Linked DNA regions of Homo sapiens: all the other regions are linked to region 2. A link is a loop called in an ENCODE intact Hi-C map of the cell type or tissue named here. Cell type or tissue: CD4-positive, alpha-beta T cell. All regions are shown on one strand. Links, peaks and the distances in the headings refer to the core of each region. The heading gives the core; the rest is flanking DNA.

What was found. Peaks named below come from ENCODE experiments on the same cell type or tissue, not always from the same donor. Only the 100,000 strongest peaks of a DNase experiment are listed, where the experiment ranks them.
Region 1: a loop joins it to region 2, with 4 times the contacts of the local background. A loop is called at or near these places in 2 of 110 quality-filtered maps.
Region 3: it touches region 2 in a loop (9-fold over the local background); 17 of 110 quality-filtered maps call a loop at or near these places.

The regions. Positions count from the first base shown.
Region 1 is chr2:240,128,624-240,139,467 of GRCh38, reverse strand. It overlaps COPS9 (COP9 signalosome subunit 9), which reads left to right and starts at 3,163. Exons shown (of 3, transcript NM_001163424.2): 1 at 3,163-3,246; 2 at 5,463-5,535; 3 at 8,380-8,640. The coding sequence starts at 3,184. The coding sequence ends at 8,417. It overlaps OTOS (otospiralin), which reads left to right. Exons shown (of 4, transcript NM_148961.4): 4 at 114-442. The coding sequence ends at 298. RefSeq lists enhancers at 1-140, 2,642-2,751, 2,762-2,861 and a silencer at 3,302-3,351. In CD4-positive, alpha-beta T cell, for the core only: no CTCF peak of the experiment used is centred there; a DNase peak (open chromatin) is centred at 3,117; H3K4me3 peaks cover 2,374 bases; H3K27ac peaks cover 863 bases.
Region 2 is chr2:240,563,296-240,571,848 of GRCh38, reverse strand. It overlaps DUSP28 (dual specificity phosphatase 28), which reads right to left. Exons shown (of 2, transcript NM_001370465.2): 2 at 6,593-8,553. It overlaps RNPEPL1 (arginyl aminopeptidase like 1), which reads right to left and starts at 3,365. Exons shown (of 11, transcript NM_018226.6): 1 at 2,735-3,365. The coding sequence starts at 3,262. RefSeq lists enhancers at 1,641-2,279, 2,229-2,408, 2,280-2,918, 6,869-6,948, 7,079-7,228 and silencers at 2,679-2,728, 2,969-3,158, 3,299-3,358, 3,389-3,648, 5,159-5,398. In CD4-positive, alpha-beta T cell, for the core only: CTCF peaks have their summits at 5,180, 5,379, 6,604 and 6,809; DNase peaks (open chromatin) are centred at 3,378, 5,208, 5,578, 5,918 and 3 weaker places; H3K4me3 peaks cover 3,610 bases; H3K27ac peaks cover 3,417 bases.
Region 3 is chr2:240,827,771-240,838,614 of GRCh38, reverse strand. No RefSeq gene overlaps it. Among named protein-coding and RNA genes, the nearest start is that of KIF1A, 13 kb to the right of the region's middle. RefSeq lists an enhancer at 5,351-6,347 and a silencer at 5,881-6,350. In CD4-positive, alpha-beta T cell, for the core only: no CTCF peak of the experiment used is centred there; DNase peaks (open chromatin) are centred at 4,670, 5,374, 6,084 and 6,764; H3K4me3 peaks cover 656 bases.

The sequences.
Region 1 (10,844 bases), core at 1,444-5,443, 430 kb after region 2:
TATCACTGTAGGTAGAGCTGGGAACCATCCACTTGCCTTGAGACCTCTGAGGATGGTGTCTCCAGGCAGGACCATGGGGACAGCCCCCAAGGCAGGTGTCTTGTGTCTTTCAGACCCTTACGCGGAGCTGCCGGCCATGCCCTACTGGCCTTTCTCCACCTCTGACTTCTGGAACTATGTGCAGCACTTCCAGGCCCTGGGGGCCTACCCCCAGATCGAGGACATGGCCCGAACCTTCTTTGCCCACTTCCCCCTGGGGAGCACGCTGGGCTTCCACGTTCCCTATCAGGAGGACTGAATGGTGTCCAGCCTGGTGCCCGCCCACCCCGCCAGGCTGCACTCGGTCGGGCCTCCACAGGCATGGAGTCCCCGCAAAAACCTGGCCCCTGCAGGAGTCAGGCCTGGTCTCACGCTCAATAAACTCCGGACTGAAGATGCACAACCAGCGTTGTGGGTTGTCTTTCAAGGACAGCTGCGCTCAGGCCCCACTTACTTTATTTCACAAATGAAGCTGGTTTTATTTTGATTCCTGGGGAGCACTTTCATAAACTCTTTCATAAATGTGCAACATTTCCATCCACATTGGCATCAACAAGGGATTTTATATCCTGGGCAGGCTCAGGACTGGCTTTCTGTGTCTCTCACTCATCCATTTCCCACAATGATCCTAGGGGGCACTGCAGTTCCCCCAGATTACGGGTGAGGAAACTGAGGCAGAGACATGCGGTCACAGCCTGACTTGTTAAGGTCACACAGCTGGTTAGGGGGTAGCTAGATTCTAGTCCAGGCACCCCCGCTCTGGGCCACTAAGCTGGGCAGCACACAAACCCACAGTCAGGGCTAGGCTGACTCCACACCATGACACACCCCTGGGAGCAGTGCCCAGGAGGCAGCAGGAAACGGAACTGAGAAACCCCACCTGTATCTGTCATCGGTCAGGGACAGCGGGGCCTGGGCAGGCTCTGTCTTCCAGGGACGGCTCTAGGCTTTGAGGATGCTGGGAGGAAGGGGGCTTCACCTGGGGCACTGGAAGACTGGGCAGGCAGCACGATGGTGTCTCAGGGATGGGCCTCCAGCAATAGGATGGCCTCTGCACAGGTGGTGAGCCCCCCATCCCTGTAGGGTGTACAAGCAGACCGTGGAGACCCACAGCTCCACCCCTTAGCTAGTAAAGACCTTGACTTAATGGGTCAATCTTCTTAGTCACTGCCAAGCCCCTGTTCCATCGGACTGACTTTCACTTGGGTCCTTCAGGGTGATGCACATTGGCATGGCATGAGGCTCACCCAATATCCACTGCCAGCTTCTCCCTGCGTCCCACACTGTCCACTCAGGCCAGGCGGCCCCTTTTCAGGCCACACACACCCCTCACATTTCAGCTCAATTCCTGTCCCTGGAACTACCCTCATCCATGCCGCCCCCCACTCCCCTTCTCTACAGCCTAACCCCCAAACCCAACTCCTCTAAGGCCTGTTAAAGGAAAACATTATTGGAAATTTTCAGAAGTTGTTCCGAACCCTGGAGACGGGTGTGGGGACCACTGCAACGGGATCTTGCAGTGGGGGAGGGAGACCAGGCTCAGCTCCGAACAGCACAGGCAGTGGGGGTTTGCGGCTGAGGAGCAGGTGGGGTCGCGGGTGGCAAATGACTGGGAGGAACACAGTGCGGGACGGGATGCTGGCTCGGCCGACCCCGCAGGGCTTTCGCTGAAGACAGGTCTGGGCCATCAGACATCCTGGGGATGCTGGGGGACCAGGAACCCGATCCAATATCCAGGGTGGGGGGCTCTGGCTAAACCAACTTAGCAGGGCTCTCTGCGAAAACTGAACCTGACAATGCAGTGCACAGATGGGCCTGGGAGGAGGTTAGGAGGCCACCGAAGTCTGGCTGAGCAAGGAATCTTTGGCAAAGTCTAGTTCCAGGACCTGTTGCTCTCTCTCCTTCCCTCCCCTGTTCTTCCTCTCTCCCTCTCTTCCTCCAACCTTCTCCCTCCTCTTACCCCTTTCCTTCTCCTTTCCCTCGCATTTCTGTCACATTCTTTTTTGTTGTTTTTTTCATTACGGTAAAACTTCACAAATTGTTTCCATCTTAACCACATTTCAGTGACGTTAAGCACATTCACGAACTGTGCAGCCATCACCAGCAGCCTCTACAGATCCTTTTCATCTGTCAAGGCTGAAAATCTGTCCCCACTAAACACGAACTCCCCATTTCCCCTTCCCCAGACCCTGATAACCCCCTTCTACTTTCTGTCTCTATGACTTTGACTCCTCTAGGGGCCTCGGCTGAGTGGAATCATGCGGTGTTTGTCTTAGGACTGGCCCGTTTCCCTCGGCAGAGCGTCCTCAATGTTCCTGCGCGTGGCAGCAGGTGTCGGCATTCCCTTCCTTTTAAAGGCTGAGTAATGTTCCACAGTGTGCATGGCCCACATTTGCTTATGCACGTATCCATCGATGGGCAGGGACAGCGGGGGACGCTTCCCTTTTTCATTTATTATAAATAACGCTGCTGTGAACGTGGGGTAAAGACGCCCCTTGGAGCCTCGGCTTTTGGTCCTCTGGGCTTGTGCCCGGAAGGGGAGTGCTGGGCCACGTGGGTGTCCGTGTTTGATTTTCTGGGACCTGCCCCCCCCCGTCTCCCGCCCCGGCTGCCGCGTCTCACTCCCCGCCGCGGTGCGAGGGGCCCCGTGTGCCGCGCACCCTTCCACCCGTGTTTTGCTGTTTTTTTGACTCTGGGCGTCCCAGGGGTGCAGCGGCCGTGGGGCCCTGGTTTGCTTTCACCTCTTCATCTGCTCACTGGCCGCGAGTGTGTCTTCTTCAGACAAACGTCTGAAGGTCAAGCCCTGGGCTCCTGTGAACCCGGCCGTCTTTGCGGCAGAGTCTGAGGCTCCTTCTTTATTCTGGATCCGGCCTCTGGTCGGAGGCGTGCTCTGCAGGCACTGCTCCCATTGCTGGCAGCCTTTTCTCCCCGTGGCCGCCCGGCCGCCCATCAGAGGCGTTGCAGACGCCCGCCCTCGCCAGCGCAAAGACAAACGCCGGTGGCCGCGGACGCGCCGGCGGCCGGGAGCACCCCAGCGGGCGGGCACCACAGAGGCGCGGTCCTCCGGCGTCTAGATCTGCCATGTGGCGCGCGCCGGAAGCGGCTCTGAGGCCGGAAGTGAGCCTAGAGCGCCGCGGCCCCGAGATGAAGCCGGCGGTGGACGAGATGTTCCCCGAGGGCGCCGGGCCCTACGTGGACCTGGACGAGGTGGCACGGGCCCGGCGGGAGTCTCCGAGCGTGGGGAGCGGGGAAGGGGGAGCGGAAGGGCGGCGTCCTGGTGCGCGGGTCCCGGGGAGGGGAGGCCGGGCGGGTGGGCGATGGGCGCGGCTCCCAGGCTCCCTGCCCCGCGGAGAGCAAATCCCGGTTTCTCCGAGCACCTGGTGAAAGGCGGCGACCGACCGCGGCGGGAAGCGTGTGCCCTAGCCCGGGGGACCAGGAGGCGCAGCCTGAGGGTTGAGTGCCTGCTGGGTGCCCCCACGGCCCCCGGGAACACACCCGTGGTCAGAGGAGTTGCGTTTGCTGCTCTTCGATGGCTGCAGCACCCCATGGGGGCCCGCGGTGCGTCTCCATAACCTCGTGTGGGATTTGAGCTCGTGTTAGGGGATTTGGGGGAAGAAAGTGGGCTTTACTGTGCCTTGGAAGCGAGGATAATTCTCCGATTGGGCCTCTTAATCTTAACTAGAATGAGGGAAGACTGGAGCAGCCGTCATTCCTGTCGGAGCGGAAAAGGAGACATCTGGCATTTATGTGCTTTGCGTAGTGGCCTCGTTCTTCTTTTTAATTATACAGGATTATACAGTCGTCTTGGGGTTTTGTTGGTCTCTATTGTGTTCACAGAGTGACCTTGTCTGATGTGAGCGTTCTGAGATGGTTTATGGTCAGCAGGAGAGCACCACAGCCTAGCTCAGAGTGGCAGGCCAGCTCCTACATGTCAGGGCCTTATGTGCTCTTTCTCAAAGCTTAGGGGCTGCAGAGGTGGTCAGAGGCAGCCCTTGTGCTTGTGGAGGTAATAGCATGGCAGAGCGGCTGATTGCAAATACCAGGTGTCATAGAAAGCCGAAGGCGCACCGACGGATGGACCCTCAGGGCTTTGAGGGGGCTCAGCAAAGGTACAGCTGAGGAGTCGACTCTGTGGCCAAATGCTGGGGGACACATTGGTGTTTGCCAGGTAGTGGGGGATGAAGGCCCGGCAGGAGCAGAGCCCTGGGTTGGGGGATGCCGACTGGCTCACCAAGGGAAGGGAATGTTGTGTCGTTTAACATGGTTGAGCGTGCAGTGCCAGAGAGAGGGGAGACAGTGGGTAGGGACTCTCTCCCTACCCAGATCGTGAAACCATCTGGAACCATGCTAAAGAGGGTGGCTCTGTGCACCCCGCTCCCGAAGCACTTCCATTAAACCCAGGCTTCTCAGTCCTGTTTTACAGTCCTAGGCTTCACAGTCCTAGGCGATGTGGAGCCACCGGAGGGCTTTACAGTGGGGAGTGAGAGGCTCCGACTTGCTCTGTAGGGTGGCAGCATTTACGGGTGAGAGGGTAGAAAAATGAGAGCAGGGAGAACAGGAGAGTTGAAGAGGGTGTGAATGAGGCAGATGGAGGTAGGGACAAGCTTCAAGTGGTAGAATGCGCGTGGCTTACTGTGCTGATGGGGACAGGGAGGGTGGCTGAGAAGCCAGGGGAGGAGACTGAGTGTCCTGGCTTTTCTGAGAGTGTCTGAAAGGGAACAAGGGCATGCAGCTATGTGGGGATCAGGGCAGGTCTGAGCAAGCGGCCTTGTGAATGCTGGGGCCAGGGCAGCAGCAGGACCTGTGGCCAGCTGTCCAGGGTGCTGCTGTCAGAGGAATCTGCTCCCTCTGTCACCGGTTGACTCTAAACAGGACCCAAAATCCTGAGGGCTTCAGATTGCCCAGCTTGGGTTGTGACATGGTTTTTCCACTGCCGTGGAGTTGTGGCAGTGGACGGTCCATGATAGCAGCGGGGCACCAGAACCTCAGAGGCAGAGCAGGTCAGTTTCCTCGGGGAAGTGGTTTCATTCCCAGAAGAGAGAGGGAAGGGATCCTGAGTGGAGGCGATGGGCTCAATTTCGCATGTTTGTGGCCTCTGGCGATGTCCGGCGAGGGATCGGAAAGCTCTCCTTGAGGGGCACAGAGAAGTAGTGGTGCTTAGGTCAGTGGTAGGTTTCTTTTTTAAAGGCAGACAGGAATCAAGGAACAGAAGCCCTTGAGAGACCTTAAAAATCATTCCTTTGAATTCCTCCCCCTCCCCCCAATACACATTCCTGTGTCTGGAACTAAAATGTTGACTCCAACTTGAGCCTGTTTCCCCTCACCCATCTTCTTTTTTTGTGGGGGTAGTGGCCCTGCAATGCACTTATCACCTGTTCTTTCGGAAAACGCACCTGACATAACCTTGCCTTTCCATTCCCCAGGCGGGAGGCAGCACCGGGCTCTTGATGGACTTGGCAGCCAATGAAAAGGCCGTTCATGCAGACTTTTTTAACGGTAAGGATGCTTGGAATGGGATGCCAGATTTAATCTGAATATTTCTTCTCTAGGTGAAGGCAGTGAAGCAACTTGGTGACATGAATAATTTGGATCATAAGGTGGTAGAGCCCCTGCGCTCCTCTCAGAATGCAGTGCAGCCTCTGTGGAGCGATGACACGGGCTGCGGCCACTGGCAGGCAGCCTTATTTTTCAGGAGAAAAGTAGCATGAAATTGTTCCCAGCTTGCAGCCCAGTAGTTGAGTTTGAGCTCTGGCATGCGTGTTACATGTGCCTGCGGACACCTCAGACTGTAGCCAGGTCTGGGCCCTCACCCCACACACGGCCATAGGAACCCCATCTGTCTCCCTGTCTCCGCCCTCTCCGGGTAGCCGGTTTCCTTTCCTCTCCCAGCCCACCTGTGTTTGCCTGCCTGGGTTCTCATGCCCTCAGCTGCCTTTGCAGAGGGACAGCCATACTCCAGCTCTTGCCCAGCTCTGAAATCAGGACGCAGGATGTGTTTTCCTCTTGATTTAAGGGCTTCAGTGCTAGTTACCAAAAACATGGGTAAACCAAATGAACAGTGAAAAGCAAATTTTCTGTAACATCTTCAGACCTGCTAGAGGGAATATTTCTCATTCTCTTCTGATTTCTTCAGGCCTTATTCCTATAGATGATATTAACCTTTACTAAGGGTTCAAATAATAAGTAAATAAGATAGGTTTCTTACTCCAGAGAGTGAGGTGGCATTTTTCATCCTGGTTTAATCCATGGTGCTTTTCTCTACAGAAAGCTCTTGTTACTAGTTAACAGCTAGGACCTGAGCTTGCCACATCGGTTTCTAATTTACCAGAGACCCCCTGCCATCCTGAGTCCCTGCTGCTTCATCAGGCTTACTGTCAGGCAGCCATTGCCTGAGGGGAGCAGCCAAGCTGCTGAGTTGGGGTGCAGGCTTTCCCAGGGTGCCTGGCCATGCCCCTGAGGCAGCATTCTTACTGCTACCAACTGGAGTCAGAACTGAGGCAGATGACATTTGAGATGAGCCTGGAGAACTGAATAGCATTTATTTCAATTCTTTATGCCAGAGCGAGGTGGGAGAAGGGTGTTGCCTTCAGAGGGAACAAATTGTACAAAGCTGCAGAGCGCTCTCCAAAGCTGCTTTGCAAAAACACCAGCTCACCAGGGCGACTTTGAAGCTTTTCACGTGGGCAGGATTGGGCAGTTGCTAATGCTGGCACCACACGCTTGCATTTTGATGATCTCCTTCAAAGTCCCATTTATCCTCTGCCAGCCCATTGGTTAGAGGCGATTGCTGTGTTCTAGTGTTTGAGTTCACATGACTTCCAGAGTCAGCCCTTGAATCCTGACGGGAAAGCATCTCTGAGAGGGACCCAGGTCCTACCCGTCAGGTGAGCGCCCAGCAACCTGAGCATTGTGGGCGCGTGTCTGCCTTTGAGCCACGGCCGGTCAGGGAGGGGACGCAGGAGAGCTCTGTGTCCCCTGCCTGCCCACCCACTAAGTTCACAAAGCACTCACTGTCCCATCAGGTTGTGACAACCCCATGTGTTCAAGAAGCCATTTACTTTGAGAGACCTCTGTGGGCTGTGGATGAGGCTTTTGCTAAGTCCTTTTTACTCGTCAAACAGATGGGTTTGCTGGGCTGTTACACCCTGGGCACCAGGGTTCTAGCCACGAAAGAGACACTCTCTCTTCCCTCGCCATGTCTTACAAAATTGTGGGTCCAGACAAGTCAGCAGGCAGGGGCTGGACTGTGACAAGAGCCCTGGCAAAGCGTGGACGGCATTGTTTCTGGGAGCACTGCAGAGGGAGGTTTCTCCAGAGGGGGCAGCAGAGCAGAGGTCGGAAGGTGTGGAGTCAGCCAGGCCCAGGACTGCGCAAAAGTGCTCCTAGCGGCGAACCACAACCAGCAGTCGGGAGGCAGTGAGGACGTGGGGGTGCATCAGTGTGGCTGGGGAGCGTCGGGACCCTCTGCAGTATCCAGAGATGCCTCAGGGACGCCACCCTCCCCAGGAAGGCTGGATGCTGTGGTGCCAGCAGGCCCCTTTCTCTTCGCTCTGACCCTCCAGGAGTTGAACCTCCTCTTTCTAGTTCATAATTCATACTGCACATTTTCAGTGCGCAGTACATGTGGGTGGGCTTTTAGTTGTATTTTCACCTCCCATTGTGAAAGTGATGATTGCCTGTAGTAGGGAATTTGAAAAACACAGAAGACTAAACAGAAGGACAAAATCTTTCCTGGGGGGCCTGATTTTGATCACCCAAAGCAGGGCACTACGTGTTTGCTGCGTTTCTTCCAGTGAGAATGGGCCTTAGCAGGTGTTTCTCAGGCTTGAGTATCATTCACGCTCCCTTACTGGAGGCTTCACCTTTCTGCAGCCTAGCCCGGCTTTCTCATGCTCACAGCGGCAGCCGGCTGGTTTCCCTCTGCTCTCAAGGACCCAGCACGTGCCTCCCAGCTTCATCTCTCCCCGGCCCCGGCAGCGAGGGCAGCATCTTGGGTGCCCGTGCACTCGTGGGTGCAGACACGGCACTGGCGTGTCCTGAGTGCTGAGTTGTGGCTGTGCGGTGGTGTCCGTGGGACTCAGAACAGCCCTGCATGCATTTTCTTAGGATTGTCTTTTAAATGAAAGCTAGAAAGCACTCTAGCCAACACTCTCCCCTTGGACTACATGTACGAGCCCTGGTTGGCTGAAACTGAAAGTCTGTTACGGGAAAAGTCTTTTATTTCATTGGATCATTGACGATTATCTCTGTATTTTGGACTACTATATAATTCATTCTGAAGTGATTTCTTCAGCCCTTACCCTTGTAGGTGTAACTACGTGGTTTTGCTTATTTCCCTAGATTTTGAAGATCTTTTTGATGATGATGACATCCAGTGAGATGCCCTCTGGCTGCAGGCGGGGCCAAGCCCTTGGTACAGAGCCGCAGTGTGAGCCTGCGCAGGACAGTTTCAGGTGGTTTTAAAGAACACGTGGAAATCCCTTGAATTTAGGACCTGGTTAACCAGAAAGATAAGACTGTTCTTAACGACCTAGATGATTCTGTTCATCTCTGAACGGGATCAGGTTTTGTCCTCACTCCAATTAAAAGAAAGCAATGTCACATGTGGAGTGATCTCTTTCTTGCACTTATGAGTGAATGTTGCAGTCCCTAAACGTCTCTGTGTGTTTGTGTGTGCATGCATGTGCGTGCATCTGTCAGCACGCTGAGAGAACCACATTTGTCTGGTAGCAGATACCTTGTGTTAAGGTGCTGTATGTGCTGGAGCAGGAGGCAGCGCGGCCCGTGCACAGCTGGGCCTGCTGACAGCACTTGGAGGACCTTGCCACGGGGCCGCCCCTCTGCTGTGTGGGCAGGTTCCCACTGTGTGTGTCTGTCAGCACAGTCGTCCTTATGCTGTCCTCTGGCCTCCACGTCAGGGCAGCTGCCCCTAGGCTTAAGAACTAGGACGACAGGATGCGACTGCAGGAGACGCCTTCTACGTGGAAATGCACATTGGTCCATTTCAAAGGAGAGTGTAACGCCCATGTGGGAAGAGGGGTCTTGTTTCCTGTAGGCCCAGCTCAGTAGTCGATACTGGCTGTAAAGCAGTGAAGTTGCTGTTTGACATCCATCTCGAAGTGAAGAGTGTTTCTCAGGCCAGGAGACGCCCAGGCCCAGGACTTCAGCAGTTCCCATTTTCAGAGTTAAAGCCCCTCAGTGGAGGGACCTGCTGCCCCCGCTACTGAGAACCCGCTGAAGGGTGTCACCTTGTCATGTTTACAGAAGAGACATTTGTACTGGAGGCCAGGTGAGATCTTAAGCAGAACCGAATGTCAGCTCTGCCTCTTTTTCTCATGAGTGGTGAGTGGATTTCCACCCTGTCATCCTGATGGAGCTCCTGTCCTTTGTTGGGGCTCAGCAGCTCAGGACTGCCCAGGACAAGCCAGCAGTCCTCCATGGTTCCCGCACTGCAGCGAGGGCAGTCGGAGCACGGGGTCCGTGGGAAGGCAGCAGAGCGGCCTGTGGTGTCGGAAGAGGTAAGAAGTGCATCTCTGTAAGAAGGTCTGCACTGGGCCGCACGTTGAGGCTGCCGCTTTGTTTCTGAGACCCACGTGGCTTATCTGCAGGCGAGGAGCAGGGTTTCCAGCGGCCAGGCGTGCACGTCGTCTGCACTTGGAGAGGGTGGGGTTTTTCAGTGCTATGTTCTTGCAATTCATTTCGTGAGAGTTGTTTTTACAGTTTCATGAGTGGATTCCTCAAAGCAGGCATAGAGGGCTCTGTGGGGAACAACTAGGTATTTGGGTGAATTCTGTCGTGATCAGGTGGTTACCCTGCAGTTCCCCTTCAGCTGAGGTTTATCGCAGTCCCACAGGGCCTGCAGTACACAGTGGTAAGGGCTGTGGCTACACTCAGACTGGCCCGTGGCAAACACCACTGCCAGCGAGCTGCAGGCTCCTGCTGAATCCGTTCCTTTCTTTGGAGGGCTGGGCACAGTGGCTCACTCCTGTAATCCCAGCTCTTGGGGAGGGTGAGGCGGGAGGGTCACTTGAGGCCAAGAGTTTGAGACCAACCTGGGCAACAGAACGAGACCCCCCTCTCTATACAAAAATTAAAAAAATGAGCTGAGCATGGTGGCACGTGCCTATAGTCCTAGCTGTTTGGGAGGCTAGGGCAGGAGGATCACTTCAGCCCAGGAGTTCAGGATTGCAGTGAGCGATAATTGCACCACTGCACTCCAGCCTGGGCCACGGAAACCCTGTCTCTAGACAAAACCAGAAATGTTTCTCTGGGCCTCTGTTTCCTCCTTGGTGAATGGGGATGTCAGCCTCTGGCCTTCAGCAGGAAGGAATGATCCCAGGTGGAGAAGAGAGCTGCCGCAGAGGAACTCAGGCAGAGTGCAGATGGGCACACCCCTTCTAGACCAAGGCCTGTGAGCCCCAGAAGCTCCTGTGTGGGCCGTAGAATTTCAGGTTTGCCTGGTCTAAGCTGCTTTGTGAATAGCAGTCTGCACATGTGTGCATGTCAGTGTCTTCTGCACATGTTGAGACCTGTGTGGGCTCTAGGAGACCTCCCTTTGCCTTCACAGAATCCTTGCAGCTTCTTCAATACCATGAGGCCACGAGCATTGCCACCTGTTTTTCTTCCTCATCTCCGTGTGACTCGGCTGTCACCGTGAGGCTGTCAGGAAGAGTGATGACCTGGGTGATCGGACTGCAGCTGACGGGCCCAGCCACGGTCACTCCCGTGGCAAAACTCCAGCCATTGTCAGTGATGTGTCTTCACCTACACTGACAAAGAGGTATTTTCTCGGTTTTTATACCTGA
Region 2 (8,553 bases), core at 3,154-7,153:
GTGGAGGCCAGGCCAGAGGACCCTGCTGGCAGGGGACAGGAGCGGCCAAGGGAAGGATGGCTGGGGCCGCTGCCTGGAGGCCGGGGGCTGCGGTGAGTGCTGTGGAATGGGTGCGCTCACAGCAGCTGCTACCCACCTAAGGTCACCCCCCCGGCAAACCTCTCATCTGCACCAAAGCTGTTGAGGCTTTCCTCACCCCTAGATGCCGAGGCCAGGCCCCAGCCCCACTGAGAAGCCTGCACACCCGGGGCCCTCCTGCCACTATCCTGCTGCACCCGTCTCATCTTCCTTCCAGGAATTCTGACCTCTCCAGTGAGGGCAGCTCAGAGTCTGGGAGGGGGACCCTCTTCCAACCACAGCCACATCACCTTCGTCCCAAGTCAGCCCTGCACGTCGTATCCACCCTCCCCTCTGCCGGAATGAGATAGTCAAGGCAAACTGAATTGCTCTTCGTGCAGAGGCCCTCCCATGACCATGAGTAGAAGGTGCCCCCAACATGCTTCTAAGACTGGACAAGTGGAATCCACAGCTGAGGCCTGGAGGATCCCAGACCAGGAGGGCTGCCTCCCCCGCAGTCCCGGCCAGACCCCTGCCAGCATTCTCAGATCTCTTCCAAACTTCCTGTTGGTGCCCTGGCCCTGCTGGGCAGCAAGGTAGCACAGGCGTCTCCCATTCCTGCTGAGCCCTGGGCTGCCAGGGTGTTCAGGGCCCACCTGGGGAGCCATTCACAAACGCAGCCTCCCCCTTGGGGGGGGCTGGGACCTGGGAATCTGTATGAAGGAACCTCCCTGCAGGAGTCTCCCCAACCCTTCAGCCTGCACGGCCCCCTCACAACTACTCCTCTCCTGTGGCCTTGCCTCACCCTCCTGAGGCCCTTCTCAGGCTCTGCCCACTCACACCTCTCCCTACTGCCCCATGTCCACCCCACAGCCTCAGTAGCCTGGGTGTCTTCCCAGATACCAGCAGGGCCCACAGCTCCCCACTTGCCCTGAAGTGAGGGGCTGGGGCAGACCCCCAGACAGGACAGGCCCTGCCCCACAGATGGGGCACCAATCCCCGTCAGGGCACCCGGGCACAGGTGCTGATGGGCTGGTGGAAAAGGAACAAGGCTGAAGGGCTCCAGACGCTGCAGGGCAGGAAGAACGCTGTTCTTGCTGGGGTGGGGTGGGGGTGCGGGAATGGGCCCAAGCATCTGCAGCACCTCCAAAAAGCCTCTGGGGGCCTGGGGCCCACTGGCAGGGCCTCCCAGGGAGCTTCCGCTGCATCCTCCCTGGCACAGGGACAGGCTTAGGGATTTGGGCCTGAGTCCCTGGAACATGCAGGAAGAGAAGGGGACTCTACGTGTGGCCCCAGCCCCATGGCGCTCACATACAAAGGTGCATGCCTGAGGTTAGAGTCGAATACTCTGCCTTCTGCAAGTAGGGCGGCTCACAGGCCAGGTGACGCTAGGCCCCCTGTCCACAGCCTGCCAACCCTGACACCACGCAGACTTGGGGGACTATGCCACTCTCCCTGCCCAGAGTACCCAAGGGCCACCCAGTAGGCCATAGGAAGCCAAGAGACAATGGCCACCCTTGCTCACTGGGCCCCGTTCACAGCAGCCTGCTGAGGGCCCTGGTCCGGCCACTCTGCAGGCCAGTGTTGGGCGGACCAGACACGTGGGCTCCAAACACGGATCAAGGCCAAGGAGAAGCCCATCCCTCAGTTCTCACCTGTCATACTGGGAGGCATACTTGCCACCGGTCAGAGCCCTGGAATACCACAGCAGGGGCGGGGCCGGCTAGCCAGCGGCCTGCACACCCACAGGGGTTCTGGGAAAAAGGTGAGGTGGCAGGTCCTGCTTAGGGCTCCTGGGAAATGTACAGGAAGCCCATAGGGGTGCACTGGTCTGGGTTCTTCCTGCCCAGATGTCACCTTGGCTCTTTGTGGCCTGAAGCCTCTCGACCACCTCTCCACCACCCTGTCCATTTATGTGCCGTGACCAGTGACAGCTGGACTTCCCAGCGCCTCCACAGCTGTGTGTGTCTTGCATATGTCGGGTGTCACATGTGTGCCGTCCATACCACCTAGGGATGCAGTATGAACCCCCATGCTGTAGGCAGGAAAGGCCCTGCTCCATCCTGTACACATCCCCACTGGTGGAGGTGGAGGGGGTGCTGCAGCCACAGCGCCAGCCTCAGCCACCTGGCCTTTCTTGCAGAGTCTCTGGAGTGGTGGGTACCCAGTGTGCAAGCCCTGCAGAGCCTATGTGTGTCTATGTTGGGGTCGCGGGGCCCACTGGTCTCAACACTCCACCAGTGCTGGCCAAGGAAGCCCCAAACCGAGCATCACAATCTCCATGGCCCTTTCCTCTGCCTCTGGCTTGGACTCATCTGCACGCACTGGTCACATGGAGGCCCTTCCGCAGCTGACACTCCAGCCCAACCCTTGGTGCCAGGATCCTGCAGATGTACACCTCGGTGGGTGACAGAAGCTGCTCATGTCCCCAGGCAGGGACCAGACACCTGAACGGGAGGCTTCCCGGAGTGACATGCTGTCCCGTGTCCCCGCAGGACTCCGGCTTCTATCCGAGGGTCCTAAGGGCTCACAGGCAACAGCTGGGAATCACCGGGGTGGGGGGAGGGGGGCACCTGTAGGGCGCAGATTCGCGTCCCTCAGCCTGGCCGTGCGGCGAGAGGCCGCTAGCAGCGCCCTGCGGACCGGCCCGCAGCCCCGGCGCCCGCCCCGGACTCACGGCGGGGGCGTCGGTCGAGGTGTACCGCAGGATGACCTGGAAGGGCTGGTGCGCCTGCAGCTCGGGCGGCAGCGTGACGGTGAGCGAGGAGCCGTAGTCGGTGAACGGGTCCACCCTGAAGGCCAGCGGACAGCAGGCGGGCTCGGAGCCGGGCGCCTCGGGGAAGGCGGGCAGCGGGGGCGGCGGCGCGGGCCCCGGCCCGGGGGCGGAGAAGGCGAAGGCGCAGGGCGTCTCGGCGGCGGCGGCGGGGGCGCGACGGAAGGCGGCTGAGTGCAGGCGCAGAGCCGGGTGCGCGTCGAGCACGAGCGCGCGGGGCGCGGGCCGCAGCGCGCACAGCTCGAGCACCAGGCAGCCGGCCAACTCGCGCGCCTCGGGCCGCAGCTCCAGGCCCAGCTGCAGGTGGCGGAGGCGGAAGAGCTGCGCGCTGGAGGCCGAGGCCACGTCCAGGGCGGGCGGCGGCTCGGGCGGCGGGCGGACGGGCGCGGCCTCGGCGCCGGGCGCCTGGCGGCAGCAGCACTGCGCGGCCATGGCCGCCGGCACTAGGTGAAATCCATGGGCGGCGGCCGCGCCGGGCCGCGGGCGAGGGGCGCCGGGCGGCGGCGGCGGCGGGGCGCGGGCACAACAGGAAGTCGCGCCGGGAGCCGCCCGGCCCGGCCCCGCGCCGTGCGCCGCCCCGCTCGGGCTCCGCTCGGCCGCCGCCGGGGGCGCTGTGCGCGGGGCCGGGGCGCGGGGCCGGGGCGCCGGGCGGGGAGGGCCAGGAGCCAGGGGCGCGGGGAGCCGGGGAATCGAGCGCGGCGCGGGGCCGGGGCGCTGTGTTGGGAGCCGAGGCGCGCGGAGCGGGTGAGCAGCACCCCCAGCCCCTCGCTTCCTCCCCGGGCGGCGCCCGGGAGATCCCAGGAGGCGGGATCGCTGCTCCCTCCCAGACACTGCCGGCCAGGCCCCTGGGGCAGCCGCTGAAGGGACCCGGGAACCTTGGGGCCACAGGGGCAGGCTGCTTCCAGGTGTGGTTCGTGTTCCCGAGGAGCGCAGCGTCGCGAACTCAATGTCATCCTTTCATCCGGGGCTACGGGCAGGGCAGGATTCTCCTGGCACCCCTGCCACTCCTCCAAGTCTACAGGTGTGGTCTGTGCTGTGGGCCCTGCGGTGCGAGAAGCGCCGGAGCCTTCACGCAGCGCTGTCAACTACAGCAGCCACCAACCACGTGTGGCCATTTAGATGCGAATTAAATACAGTTAGAAGTTCAGTTCCTTCGTGGCAGGTGGAGTGAGTGAGTGTGTGTGTCTTCCTGGGAGGAGTGGCTAATGGACAAAGCAGGCAGGAATCATTTCCACAATCGCAGAAGTTCCTCTGGGCAGTGCTGGGGACCTCTCATTTGGGAGCCCTGTGCTGGGGTACGAAGGAGGGTCTGGCCCGCCTGTCCCCACCCCATCCGCCAGGTCCACCCTTCCCAACGCCATTCTCTGTGGACCTGGCGAAGGCTGCCCAAGGCTGAGCCTGTCCAGGAGCCTGAGCCCCGAGGGAAGGGGTGCTCGCCTGGCAGAAGCTGCTAGTGAGCTCACAGCGGTTAAATTTTGAGGCTGTGGAATAACAGGGGCCACCATGATGTCGCTGTTGTCATCAAGTAAGAATTCAAATTCCTAGGGACAAGGGGCTTCTGGGGCTGGGGAACTATCCAGGAACCCAGGACACCTCTCTCTTCTGCTCCATTGAGGTGTGGCCGTGCAGGGCTGGACTCGGGTACCGCACTCGACTCAGCGTCAGCCCTGAGTAGTGTTTCCTGTGTCTGGACTCAGTCTCCTCGTTGTGTAACCCTCTGTGTCTACCCTCCTTCCGTGGGGCGGGAAGGAAGGCTGAGAGGGAGAGTGTGCGTTCACGTTTGCGGGACAGAGCACTGAGGCATCATTTCAGTTTTCCCGTAGGACCTCAGGTCCCCACGTGCCCTCTTTAGGGACACGGCCACGATCTTGGGGCACCCATCCCAAACTCACCAGGAACCCCTAGGCTTACACAGTCACTCAGAGGTGTGGATCAGCCTCGCATCCAAGGCTGACAGGGAAGACAGCTGAGATGGGACCCTCCTCACTGCCCCCAGCGCCCTGCCCGGTGGGGCCCTGCAGTGCCAAGGGCAGACTGTTTTCGATGGCACCCCCAGTTCTACGGGGCTCTCCAGAGCCCACCGGGCCATGTTCCTGGCTGGAAGAACCTCAGTTCTGCACACGCGGTGCCACACTAGCTGGGCCTGGCCGTCCGGGGGGCAAGTCACCACAGGGAGCTTGGGGTCTTGCCACCCAGAGCCCCGCATTGGGCTCAGGGAGCAGAGGTTGGGGTCTCGCCCTGGGCACCTCTCCGCGGCCAGTTCTGCACACAGGAGTCCAGAGTTGCTGTGGCACCTCCTCCCCGGGGGCCCAAGGGAGCGCCTCCCACCGCGCACGTATGTGAGGAGCTGCCCTACTGCACCCCATGGAGCGGGAGGCGCGGCTGAGCCGAGGGGGCGGGGTCTGCAACTGAGCCGCGGGAGCCTCTCGCGCCGGCCCCGCCCCGCCCCGCCCCGCCCGAGGAGGCCCCGCCCCCGCCGGCCTGACGCCCCCTGGCGGCGGGAGGCTACGCCGCATGCAGGCCTGGGCAGACACCTCTGACTTCTCTAACCCTGGCAGAGGAGCCTGGACGTCGCGACTGTCAGCCCTGGCTTTCTCCCACAGGAGTTTTCATACTCCAGCTTTTTGGTGATCAGCGCAGTGAAGTGGCTGCGCGGCATCTGCACCCCAGCCTTCCCCTGATGCACCCGAGGGAGGGGTTCCTGGCTTCACCCACTAGGAGGTGGGTGTGGGCATGGAGCGTTTTAGCAGGCTGGGGAGGGCAGCAAAGCTTCCAGGAAGAAGCAGTGTTCAGACAGGGCCGCGCCCAACCCCGACAGAGGACCAGGGAGCTACCAGTTCTCAGATGGAGCTGGTGGGCTAAAAAGGTCTGATGTGACCCACAGGTGTCCTTCAACCTGGCCGGGGCCCTGCTGCCCTTGTCCCCTTGTCACCAGGGCCAGGTCAGCAGGTAAAGGGTGTGCCCTGCCCTGAGGCAAGGGCAGCCGAGGTTTTCATCAGGGTGTTGTGAGCAGGGCTGAGCCGCGGGGGAAACCGCAGACCCAGGTCCTCCCTCCTCTCCAAGCCACTGTTCCTCACCCACTAGTGGCGACCGGCGGCTGCTTCCTTCCGGGTTGATGAAAAGGTTGCATGAGTCATGAGGAGCTTATCTAGAGAGGCCAGCGGCAGGCAAGCCCTCCACAGAGATGGGGACTGCCCTGGGCACCAGCTTGTGATGGGGGCCGCGGTCCACAGCGATGGGTGGTGCCGGCTGGTGACACGGCATAGAGGGGCAGCGACCAACAAGGTGTGGCCTATGCTTGAGGCCCAGGTACACAAGGCGTGGGGAGGGAGAAGGCCCTTCTCACTACCACCCCCACGCTTGGCTGACAAAACCCGTGCTTCCCATCCCCCCAGCTTTGGGCTCTGCCGCATCAGAGATGTTCGGTCCCCAGGTGGGATGCTTTTGCTTAGGAACACAATCGGGTCTCACTGGGAGGGTGGCTCAGACACGGCCCAGCCACGGAAGCATGAGACAACACAGGGCTGGCTCTGGCAGGTGGGCATGAGGCTTTGTGAGGCTTGGGGGCCAGGAAGAGTGGTGCCTCCTACTTCTCTCTGGTGGTGCAGTACAGGTAACGGAGGCCACAGCACCTGTGTGGGCAGCCATGCAGGGCCTGGGGCCTTAAAAATGAAGGATCGAGTCATGCCACCAGGTGAAGGCCATAAGCAGCTTAGGCACTGGCTGAGGGTAGAACATGGAACGAGTATTGGAAAAGGCAGATAAGCACCAACCACAGTATTTTACTCATTGACGCATACAGAATGTAAATACGCGTAGTTGTATATATTAACCAATGACTACGTTATCTGTGATTCACATGTATTACACACATTTTCCTTTTCTTTCCCCACTCCTATTTAAGGAGTGTTGATTCTAGGATAGTCTTTAGGCCACAGGATGTCCAGGAGAGGTGGTGTCTGAACTAGAGAAGGAATCAACATGCTTGGATGCCTCCAGTGGTGGCTTATGGGGTTCCACCCTCACACGGCGGGAGAGGCAGCACCTTGTTGGCTTGACAGTAGCTATGTGACCTTAAGTTGGGGTGCAATGTTGGTGAAACAGAGATCAAAGTAGGAGAGGGGTGCAGATGCTGGAGGCCTCCCGGGTTCCCTCACCAGGCCGTCTGTCAGCACAGCCTCCTTCTCCCCTGCCTGTCACAGGAGGGGCTTCCCATGTTCGGTGCCCAGATGAGACCAGTGAGAGGTCTGGGAGGTGGGAGGAAGGAGATGTACTGTGGCTTCAGCAGCTGGTGGGCAGGAGGCTCTGCTGGCAGCTCCAGGTGCCCTCCACAGCCAGGACATCAGGCAGTGGGGATCTGGGTGGCAGGTCCCTGTGACTCCCCTATGTCTCCTCTCCTGTCCTTGGCTCCCCAGCCTTCTTCTCCCTGCATTCAGTTTCTTTCTGCCCAGTTCCTTAAGTGGTTTAGATTTTCCTGACCAAGGCTTGTTTAATAAGCTGAGCTGACCAGAGGGAGAGGACGGAGCAGATGGTGGTGCAGGGGTCCATGTGGTCTGATGCGCAGACCCTTGCCCCACCAGCAAGAGGGGACAGAGACCCTCTGGAGCTGCATTTCCGGAAGATGGGGCTTAACTGGGAAAAATGAAAACTCAGTGTGGAGGCGAGTGCACTGGGCGGCCGTGGTGCCGTGGGACCATGGACCTCAGAGGGCACTGGTGGCAGGACCGCAGAGCGGGCCCTTCAGGCCACTTCAGGGCCACTGAGGTGGAGGATTCTCTTGTGAAGAAAGCAGTAGGAAGGATGGAAAACCATACTTCCTAGACAGGCATCTGGAGCAGTTTCAGTTTTGATTGCTGTTATTACTACTGATAACTGAGCAAAAGTGGTGATGATGCTTGAGAGAAATTTCTGCAACCCACAGTCAGCAATTATATGTACAGCCAAGTACAGCGTGTGCTCATTTCTCCCTCGATTTTTGAATCTGCAGTTTACCAAAGCTGCCAATGCTTTCTTATTATTATTTTATTGCAGCAAATTCCAGATGTGTCTCCAACGGGAAAATATACAACCCTCTTGCCTTTGATGATTATTCTTATGATTTCAGGCATTAAAGAGGTTATATACATCATAAATGACATGGCAGACAAAATAGTTAAGGAACACAAAACTGTTATGACAAGATTCATGGGACACGTTTAAGTGGAAAGAGGTGAATGTGGGTGACACTGTGAAGGCCTCGAATGGGGAGCTCCTTCCTGCAGACACAGTCCCGATGTGTTCATATAGCAACATCTAATCCGGATAGAGAGACAAATGTAAGACACGGCAGGCTTTGCCAGAAACAGCTGAAATGCAAACAGAAAACCAGCTGTTAGGCCTATCTGGAAAAATAGACCGTGAAGCACCTGATCGTCATTTCAATGGCTGAGCTTCCGCCTAGGTGGTAAAAGCCCTGTTCCAATAGGGCCTGACTGGGTCTTGTTAAGAGATACACAGCTTAGAAATGCTCAGTGGATTGGCCGGGCGAGGTGGCTCACGCCTGTAATCCCAGCGCTTTGGGAGGCCGAGGCGGGAGGATCATGAGGTCAGGAGATTGAGACCATCCTGGCTAACACAGTGAAACCCCGTCTCTACCAAAAATACAAAGAAATTAGCTAGGCGTGGTGGCGGGCGCCTGTAATCCCAGCCACTCAGGAGGCTGAAGGACGAGAATGGCATGAAGC
Region 3 (10,844 bases), core at 3,736-7,735, 270 kb before region 2:
GTAGAGATGGGGTTTGGCCAGGTTGGCCAGGCTGGTCTTGAACTCTTCACCTCAGGTGATCCATCCTCCTCGGCCTCCCAAAGTGCTAGGATTACAGGTGTGAGCCACTGCACCCAGCTGTATCGATGTTACTTAGATTTTCACTTTTTGTATATGTATTTAATTTTAAATATTTTGTTTCTATAGTTATATCCTCTTGTCATTTTCAAAGAACCAATCCTTTTTTTTCCTAAGTCTAATTTGTGTTTATTTTCTATTTCATGACTTGGGGTTTTGCCTTAATCCCTTTATCCTGCCCTGTTGAATCGTGTTGTTGATGTTCATTGTCTAGATTCTGAGGTTGAACATAGAGGCCAATCATTTCCAACCTTTCCTGAATTCGTATCAATGCCTTTAAGCTTGAACTTCCCTCTCACAGCACAGCGGCTGCATCCCCTTGGTTTTGATAAAGAGCATTCTCATTTTCATTCATTTCTAGAAAGATTGCAACTTCAGTTATATTTCTTCATTTAACCTAGTAAGTTTTTTAACTTCCAAGGCATTAGACATTTTTTTCTTGACCATACTTTTCTTATTTACTTTTTGTTTTATCGCTTAGGCTCAGAGAACAATAACTTGTACAATTTCTTCTTTGAATTGTTTACTGGTATTTTGAGGGGCTCTCTGCCTGGTTATGTCAATGCTCGTGGGCTTTTGAGAAAGACCCGCATGTACCAGTGAGGGTTCCGGCAGGAAACCTCTTGCTATGCTCCAGGGGCACAGCTGCAGAGAGCTTGGTGACAGGCTGCTTACACAGGTGTGGACAGGGCTGGGGACCCACCAAGGGAGGTGTGGGTGGCATTGGGGTCTTTGCCAGTGCTGGAGGGCACGAGGAGGGAGCCAGTGGTGGAACTGGACAGTGCCATTCAGAAACTAAAGCCCTCAGCAAGAGGGCAGGCTGTCTGGAGTGATCTGAAAAGGTGGGGCCAGGAGTATCAGCCCCCTCCCTCCTTACCCTCTCCTCCTGCTCTCCAGCCCTGGCAGTCTCTCCTACTGGCTGAAGCCAGAATAGAATCTGGAGAGGCCACCCTCCCAGGACACAGGGGCAGGGACAGGCTGAGGAGGTAGGAGTAGGTCTGCACAGGGGAGAAGTCCACCTCGCACACCCTGGGCTCCTCCATGGCGTGAGGTCCCTGTCTTCCCTGTACTTGTGTAAGTGTCTGTCATCAGAAAGATGGCAGGTTGCCCTGGGGAGGATGGTGTCTTACTCGGTTCCGTCCCTGCCAGCATCTAGCACTGTGGTCAAGTCCTCTACATGCTGTCCCCAGAGAACCTCTAGTCCCCAGCCTCCTGCTCTGTGTGTAGGCTGACAGCAGAATCCAGACCCAAGTCACTGGGGAGCACCCAATTTGCTTCCTCTCCTCCTCAGCTAAGGGTGAGCAGCAGGGGTGACCCCAGCTATTAGCCCCACCTAGCACACAGCACAGCGGCCCTGCAGAGGGGCAGCCCTTCCCACTGCCATGCTGCAGCTCCAGACACAGAGGAAGCTCAGGGCTTCCAGGGTCTTTGTGGATGAACAGATGAGGGAAAACTGGAGGGACTGGGAGCAGCAAAAGCAGAGGGGTAGGGGACTTGGACTGACGTGTCAACAGCTAACACTTCGTTCTGGTCCTGGTCCCCAGGAGCAGCTGGTCCTGGTCCGGGAGCAGCTGCCTGCCGACACGGCTGCGCTGCGATGGGATCTGGCCCCAGCCCAGTTGCTGCTGGCCAGACACTGAGTCAGCACCCGGCCGTCCAGTGCGCCACAAGCAGATCCCGGCAGAGCTGCCCACGCTGTGCAGATCCCCGGTGGGCCTCCCGGGCTAGAGCCCGGGGACCCATTCACTTGGGGCCCTACCAGTCCCTACCCTTGGTTGGCTGGGGGCTGCCCAGCCTGGGCCCCACCCACCCAGGGCTCTGGTTTCTGAGTCCGGGGCCCAGCAAAGCCCCTCTTTCACTCCTTCCTGAAATGGGATCATGACCCTGGTCCTACCTCTGAGTGATTCTGATGTGAGATTAGGGATTGTGCAGGGATGGGGGTGTGATCCTGCAATGACGGACTCCTAGGCCTCCTCCCAGCCCCGCAGAGTCCAAATCCCCAAGGCAGGGGCTGAGGAGGGCGAGGCTCATAGAACCCAGGACTCCTGGGGGTCCTGAGCATCTGGGGCCTCCCGGCTCTCGTGACTTCACATCCTGGCCTCTTCCCACCCACTGGAGCTCTGAGGGTCTCAGCCTCTCTCCACTTGACATCTCTTTCTTTCTTTCTTTTTTTTTTTTTTTGGAGACGGAGTCTCGCTCTGTCGCCCAGGCTGGAGTGCAGTGGCACGATCTTGGCACACTGCAAGCTCTGCCTCCTGGTTTCACGCCATTCTCCTGCCTCAGCCTCCCGAGTAGCTGGGATTACAGGCGCCCGCTACAACGTCCGGCTAATTTTTTGTGTTTTTAGTAGGGACGGGGTTTCACCATGTTAGCCAGGATGGTCTCGATCTTCTGACCTTGTGATCTGCCCGCCTCAGCCTCCCAAAGTGCTGGGATTACAGGCGCGAGCCACCGCGCCTGGCCTTCTTTCTTTCCCACTCATGCGTGTATACATACACACACACAGACACACACAGACACACACACACACACACACACACACACAGACACACACACACGCCCCTTCCCAACAAACTGTCCCAAACCTAATGTGGATAAATACAGAATGTGGTGCTAAGTGTCTCCAAAAACGCAGCAAGCCTCGGCCTCCTTTTCTGTCCACTGCACTGAGAACTCCAGGTCTGGGAGTTCCCTGTGGTGTGAAGGGCACCTGTGTCATTTGCCGCCCAAGCCGGGCACTGTGAGAGTGAAAGAGGGCATGGGCACAAAAGCACAAGGCAGGACTGTCCTGCTGGGCCTGGACACGGGGTCACCCTCAGCAGCCCCAGGGTCAGAAACTGGCGCGACTATCTTCAGAAATCCCACGTTGGTGCAATTCATCGTGGCTCCTCCTCACCCTCTTCCCCTCAGGATGACCCAGTTTTGGGTTTGGTCCTCAAGAGTCTCCAATAAACATCTTCACCAGACCTGTTTCCTGGGGCAAAAACCTGGTTGTTTATTTCTCTTTATGACTTCTATAAACATTTGGATTTTCAGGAGAAAAACAAGAAATAGGGAGTGGACACTTGTTCTTCTAGCAGAGGAATGGGAAGGGCCATTCATCTGGCATCGTCTGTCCTGCGTCCTGGTCCTGACTCCCTTCTGAGCCTCAATTTCTCCATCCGTAAAATGGGGAGGAGGCCTGGACCCCAGTCCCAAGCACAGAGTAATGATTTTGAGAACATATGTCCACTAAAACAGGATGGAACAAAAACACAGTCACTGTGGGCGAGCATTTGGAAGTGTGTAAGGAGGAAATGCTGCTTTGCATCTTCTCTCTGCCCATCTGATTCTCCGGCAGGCAAGAGGTGATCATAGCCAGGACTTCTCCTGATTGATGGCTGCCCATGCCAGGGGTCCCAGGGCCCAGCCACACACAGAACCACTTGGCGTGCTTAACTAGGAGCCCCCATAACTCACGGAGAACAATGGAGTCAGGATCTCTGAGGGATACAGCAGGGTGATTCTGATCTGCAGCCAGGGTGAGCACCCTGCGTTAGAAGGTACTACCAGCCTCCATGGCTGAGCTGGGTGGAAGCTGTTTATGAATGACGAGGATTTGGGAGGGGTGGGCTTGAGTGGGGAGAGGTCATTGCCAAGCCTTAACATTAGTGCAGAGAGAGGCTGACCTCATGCCTCCATTGGTGAAAAGCCAGGCTGGGGGCTTCCTACCAGGGAACCTGCTTCCTCCCATCCTCTAAGCACTGCCTTGCTCTGGCCCCAAAGAAGCTACTGGAGTTGGGGGAAGGGTATTCAGCCAAAGACCTGGCTCAAGTCAATCTAGAGCATCCTCTGACCCTCAGGGGCCTTTTCAAGTGTCTCAGCCTTGGTGTCTTCATTTGCAAGATGGGGGCGACAATTGTGCCTCCTTGCGCCCTCTGTGGGTGCAAGTAAACTCAGTTCAGCTACTCAGAAGTAAGCATTTTGGCCAGGTGTGGTGGCTCACACCTGTAATACCAGCACTTTGCAAGGCCGAGACAGGTGGATCGCTTGAGGTCAGGAGTTCAAGACCAGCCTGGACAATATGGTGAAACCCCATCTCTACTAAAATACAAAAATTAGCTGGGCACCTGTAATCCCAGCTACTCAGGAGGCTGAGGCAGGATAATTGCTTGAACCCGGGAGGTGGAGGTTGCAGTGAGTCAGGATTGAGCCACTGCACTCCAGTCTGGGCGACGAGCGAGACTCCATCTCAAAAAAACTCCCCAAAACCCAAAACCAAAAACCAAAAAACCAAAAGTAAGCACTTGGCAAATTCCACAGCACGGATTTGGATGGCAGGGAGGGTCAGGGTTACTGGAGAGAGCCTGGGCAGGTGTCTGTGGGCTGGGATGGTGGGAAGGGTCAGGGTTACTGGGGAGAGCTGGGGCAGATGTCTGTGGGCTGGGCCTGAGCTTCTGCCTGGCTGCCCCTTTGCTGCAGTGTGGTCTGCCTGCTCCACACCCAGGTCCCCGGCTCCACTGCAAGAGCTGGGACGTGACCAGGGCTCTGCTGGGCCTCCTTTCCCTGGACCCAGGCCAGTGGCTGATGTCCTGTCTCCGCCCCATCACCACAGCCCCAGAGCATGTGGCAAACCTGCTGACACCACTGCTGAGGTTCCTGGACCTCTGGAGAGTCTGCGCTGCACCCCAGGCCATGAGCTAGGCCAGCTCCCACCCACTGTGGAGGGGTGGACACAGCCTGGTTAAGCATTCACCATGCCCTGACAGCCATTGTTTATTGGACACAATTTACCCGCCATGAAATTGATGGGTAATCACTTCACATTCCACAAACGGAGAGGCTGGGGCTCAAAGAGATGAATGACCACCCAGGTTCGAAAGTTAGTGAGGGGCAGAGCCAGGATTTTATTCCAGCAGCCAGTTCTCAGACAACTTCACTGCTATTGTCTCATTGACATTCTCTTCTCCAAACCTGAGGACTGCAGCGTCCCCACTGTACACCTGACCCCGAGACTCTCAGAGACAGGGTGCACAGAGCAAAATAGGCGTGGATGAAACAAATGAAACCCCAACCGCACCCTTAGGGCGTCTACTGTGAGAGCACTGCCTGGACCCAGCTCTCCTCCTGGCCCTGCCCTTCCAGGCTTCCCAGGCCCGAGGGGTTCCGTGGGGGGCAGCGTCTTCCTGACCTCCATCCTGGTGTCCACAGAGCCCCCCGGGCTGACCTCAGGTGACCCCTTTGCCCACCTGGGCCCCCCGTCCGTCCTGTAAGGCAGAAAGTCTTCATGGAGGAGGAGGGGGAAGAGGCATCCCAACAGGGCTTTGGGGGATGGGGAGTCTTCAGTTTCAGGGAAAGGCTGCAAAAGCTGCAGTGAAGATGTGACGACAGGGTGGGCAAGGCCTGTCATGGTGCCCCTGAGCAGGCGCCTGGAGGGGATCTGTGAAGACCAGGTGGGCAACGGGGCCTCGGCCTGACAGGGAGCTCTGTGGGAACAGGATCCAGGGTCCATGCCAGGAACACCACCCACAGGTCACCCCTGGGAGCCATCTGAGCAAAGCTGGGATGTAAAGGGTCCTGGCTAGGCCAGCAGGATTCTGCCTGGACACTAGTGCGTCAGCTTGGAGCTAGTCCCTCCCAGCGTTTTTCGATCTTGGCCTCAGTTTCCCCATTTGTAACATGCAGTTTCCCGTCCCAAAGGGCCTTGCAACTCAATCTATGTGGCTGGACCCCAACCCCACCGCGGTGCAGCGCGAGCCCACGGAGCCCCCCACGGCTTGGCCGCACTTCAGGGTCCGGGCACGGGACCCCTCGAGCCGCTCTCACCGCAGCCGGGGAGGCCCCGCACAGGCCGCACGCGCCCAGCCGCCATAGTCTACCCCACAGGATGCTCACCCTAGCTCAGCTCGCCCCGCGGGACCCACCCGCCGTTGCTATGGCAACGGCGCTGCTGAGAGGCTAGCGAAGCCGGCAACCCGGCGGCGGAGGGAGGAGGTTGCCACGGCAACCAGGGCGCGCCACCAGCGGGGCGAGGTTTCCTGCGGGGTGGGGCCTACAGCGGAGCGGGGCCTATAGCAGGCGGGGCCTACAGCAGGCGGGGCCTATAGCAGGCGGGGCCTACAGCGGGGCGGGGCCTATAGCAGGCGGGGCCTACAGCGGAGCGGGGCCTATAGCAGGCGGGGCCTACAGCGGGGCGGGGCCTATAGCAGGCGGGGCCTACAGCGGGGCAGGGGCGGGGACGAGGCCCCGTGGAACCGCGGGGCCGCGCGGGCTGCTGGCGGCTTCTTTCCAGACTGCGGGGCTGTTGCAGTTCCACACCCTGGGGTTCCACCCAACGCCTTGGCCTGGGACTTCATAATTCACCTCTTTTAAGATGACCTGTCTTTTCACTGTTTTGTCTCTGGTGTTCTGCAGACTTGCTTTTATTTGCTATTGGGGTCCTTATTGATTCCTAATCTGAGCGTTTCTGTCTGTAGGCAATTCTGGAAAATTCTGAGCCAATATTTCTTCGAATATTGTTTCTGTGCCTTTCTGTCCCTTCTGGAACTCCGCGAATCGTTCTCCAGCGCAGGTCAGGGCATCCCCTGGCTGCGGCTCTTGGCCCGACCCCACCCTCGGGGCGTCTCTGCTGTGAGTTCCCTGCCTGGACCCAGCTCCCCTCCAGGCCCTGACCTTCCAGGCTTCCCAGGCCCGAGGGGGACCGTGGCGGGCAGCGTCTTCCTGACTTGCCATCCTGGTGTCCACAGAGCTCCCCGCACTGACCCCAGGTGATCCCTTTGCCCACCTCGGCACCCCCGCCATCCGCGCATCCCGGCCCGGTTGCTGCCTGGACGTCACAGCACATGCGTCCCCAGGGCTCAGACTGGCTGCAGCCGCCTCTCGGTGTGGCACTTGCGGGTTGTAATTTTCTGTGTAAAAAGCTGGTTTCTGTATTTTAAATTTTGTGATATATTTTTCTACAATTTATTTTTATTAGATGGAACCATTTAAAATTACCACTTTTGTAGGTCAAAAGTAGACATCAGTAATTTGATATGATTTAACCTAATATTCTTTCCACATTGGTTTATCTAGAAGTCTACGCTCTGATAGGATTTTAAAAACGTTTTCCCTAATGTAGTATTTATTAGTAGTGTAGATTCAGAATGATACAAAAGAAAGTAAAATATGAAGGCATCTTACTCTCTAACTCCAATAGCGTAAAGAGTTACACCTAAGATTAAAAAAATTCAAATCATATACACAGAAAGTGGATATATTTAAAAAGAAAGAAGTGCGTGCCTTCTCAACAACCCCCACCAAGAGTCACCCCAGCCATGACAAAGGCTGCCAACAGTTTCTCGTGATTCTTTTCAGTGAAAAAAACGGGATGAGGGGGTTACATTGTGCACACTCTTCTGTGTCCCTTCTAAACAATTTAACAACAAATCCCAGTCATCTTCCCCCATCAGCACATACTTTTGAGACTCCTTCATTTTAGACGCTTTGGAGAAATCACTCCTGTGTATGCCCCAGTCCATTTAGCCCGTGCCCACGGGTGAACACCTTGATTATTTTTTATTTTATTTTATTTTTTGAAACAGATTCTCATTCTGTGGCCCAGGCTGGAAGGCAGTGACACCATCCTAGCTCACTGCAACCTCCAACTCCTGGGTTCAAGCGATTCTCCTGCCTCAGCCTCCCGAGTAGCTGAGATTACAGGCACGCACCACCACACCCGACTAATTTGTTTGTATTTCTAGTAAAGACAGGGTTTCGCCTTGTTGGCCAGGCTGGTCTCGAACTCCTGACCTCAGGTGATCTGCCCACATCGGCCTCCCAAAGTGCTGGGATTACAAGCATGAGCCACCGCACCTGGTTGATTATGTCGTTTTTAAATCCATATTGTGATCAATATTCTTGCCTATTTATGTTGGCAAATTTTTGTGTGTGTATATAACAGGCAAATTGCTAGCCATGGAATTACTGAATTGAGGGTAGGAGCAGGCTAACGCAGGTGCATTTTGACAAACTGCTGTCCAGAAACATTGCAGTCCTTGCCCTGGACACTACCATGGCACATTTTCCCATGGGCTGGCCACACTGGACATTACTAGACATTTTAATTGTATGAAATTTGATAGGTCAAAAAACAACCCCACTGTTTTTTGTTTTTGTTTTTTTTTTTGAGACAGAGTTTCTCTCTTGTTGCCCAGGCTGGAGTGCAATGGCGTGATCTTGGCTCACCAGAACTCCGCCTGCCGGGTTCAAGCGATTCTATTGTCTCAGCCTCCTGCGTAGCTGGGATTACAGGCATGCGCCACCACGCCTGGCTAATTTTGTATTTTTAGTAGAGACGGGGTTTCTCCATGTTGGTTAGGCTGGTCTCAAACTCCCGACATCAGATGATCTGCCTGCCTCGGCCTCCCAAAGTGTTGGCATTACAGGCACGAGCCACCGCGCCCAGCCAACAACCCTACACTTTGATGTGCAGTTCTTTAACTGTGTCCATATTTTTCCCTGCTATTGGCCCATTCTCTCCCTGTTTTTCCTTCTGCAAACTGTCCCTTTGTAGTCTCTGCCCATCTCTGGGGTCATCACTCAGATTGTTTGCTGTGGGTTTGCAGAGCTCCTTACACTGTCGGAAATCCCTGCATCTTCATAATTGTGGAAATAATTTTCCCAGTGTGGGGCTGGGATTTCCATTTGGCTTATGGTGTTGGGCCATAGAGATGCTGGGGTTTTTGTGGAGTCCTCATCTTTTCAGAGGGCTCAGGTGATGTGTCACGCTTTCTCCACTCCAAGATACTGCATACGGCCACCACGTTTCATCCCAGCCCCCTAAGGTTTTGTTTTCACAAATTAATATCGATTCCCTTGGGAATTTGTCTTGATGTCACTCACATGTCAGGTGGGGATCCAGCTCTATATTTTCCCACAGTATCTGACACTGTGGGAAATAACATAGTTATTAAATGATCTATTTCCCCAAAATTATTTGAAAGGACACCTTTTATCATAAAATTTTGATCTGTTTCTTCTTCAACACTGGCATCTTTTTAATTGTGAGAATTTCATATTATGTTTTAGTGTCTTATAGGGCGGATTCTCCTCATTCTTCTTTTTAACACATTTCCTGGTTAGTCTTGCATGTTCGTGTTTCCATGTGAACTTCTGTTGCTATTTTAATTGCATGGAATGTGTAGTTGTAATTTAGAGAAAACTAGCTCTTTTACAATATTGCCTCTTCCAAAAATACACTATGCTTTTCCACTAATTTATCTCTTCTCAGTGGATTTTCAAAGTTTTCTATATAATTTCCTTATGAATGAGAAAACTGTATATTTCTTGTTATTTCCTGCCATTGTATTTATTCTTATTTTTATTTTATGTATTCTTTATTTACGTATGCATTCTAGCAATTTTTGATTGCTATTATGATTGGACTCCTCCATTACAGGTTCTAACTGGTCACTGTTTTGTGGAAAGTGTTGCCTTCTTGGTGACAATTTTTCTTATCAGCTCCTAACTTAAAAAAACTTAAAAAATATTTCTATAACTTTAGGGGTACAGATGGTTTTTGTTTTGTTTTGTTTGAGACGGAGTCTCACTCTATCGCCCAGGGTGGAGTGCAAAGGCGCGATCTTGGCTCACTGCAACCTCTGCCTCCTGGGTTCAAGCGATTCTCCCGACTGGATTCAGCTACTTTCCCGAGTAGCTGGGATTACAGGCATCCACCATTATGCCCGGCCAAGTTTTGTATTTTTGTAGAGACAGGGTTTCACCATGTTGTCCAGGCTGGTCTTGAACTCCTGACCTCAGGTAATCCACCTGCCTCGGCTTCCCAGAGTGCTGGGATTACGGATATGAGCCATGGTGCCTAGCCTACAGGTGGTTTTGTACAGTGGTGAAGTCTGGGCTTTTAATTAACTCTTCACCTGAAAAGTGTACATTGTATCCAATATGTAGTTTTTCATCCTGTTCCCCACTCTCATCCTTCTCGCTTCGGAGTCTCTAGTGCCCACCGTACCACTCGATATGCTTTTGTGTACCTATAGCTTAGCTTCCACTTATGAGTGAGACATACAGTATTTGGTTTTCCATTCCTGAGTTACTTCCGGTACCATAATGGCCTCTAGTTCCATCCAAACTTCTGCAAAAGGCATTATTTCGTTCATGTTATGGTTTAGTACTATTCCATGGTGTATATATACCATACTTTCTTTATCCACTCATCGGTTGATGGGCACTTAGGTTGAGTCCTTATCTTTGGAATTGTGATTTGTGCTGCAATAAACATGTATATTGATAGTTTTTAAAGAATTTATATAATGATTTTCTTTTGAGTAGATACCCCATGCTGGGATTGCTGGACTGAATGGTGGTTCTACTTTTCGTTCTTTGAGAAATCGCCGTACTGTTTTCCACAGCGGTTGTACTAATTTACATTCCCATCAGCCGTGGGTAAAGCAGTCCCTTCTCACCACATCCGTGCCAACATCTATTTTTTTTTTTTTACTTTTTAATAATGCCAGCTCCTAACTTATTGTTCCCTATAGCTTGTCACTCATCCCTTAAGTTTTCTAGATAGATGATTATATCATCTACAAATAATAACTTTGTTTCTTCCATTCTAATATTTTAACCTGCTATTTAAATAGGAAAAAACAGCTGTTTATTCCCTGTACTGAACACTTGATACCAAATGTGAGGGTTATTTTCTCCACACCATCCAATTATCCAACTCTTCTGACGCCAGCTGGGTGTTC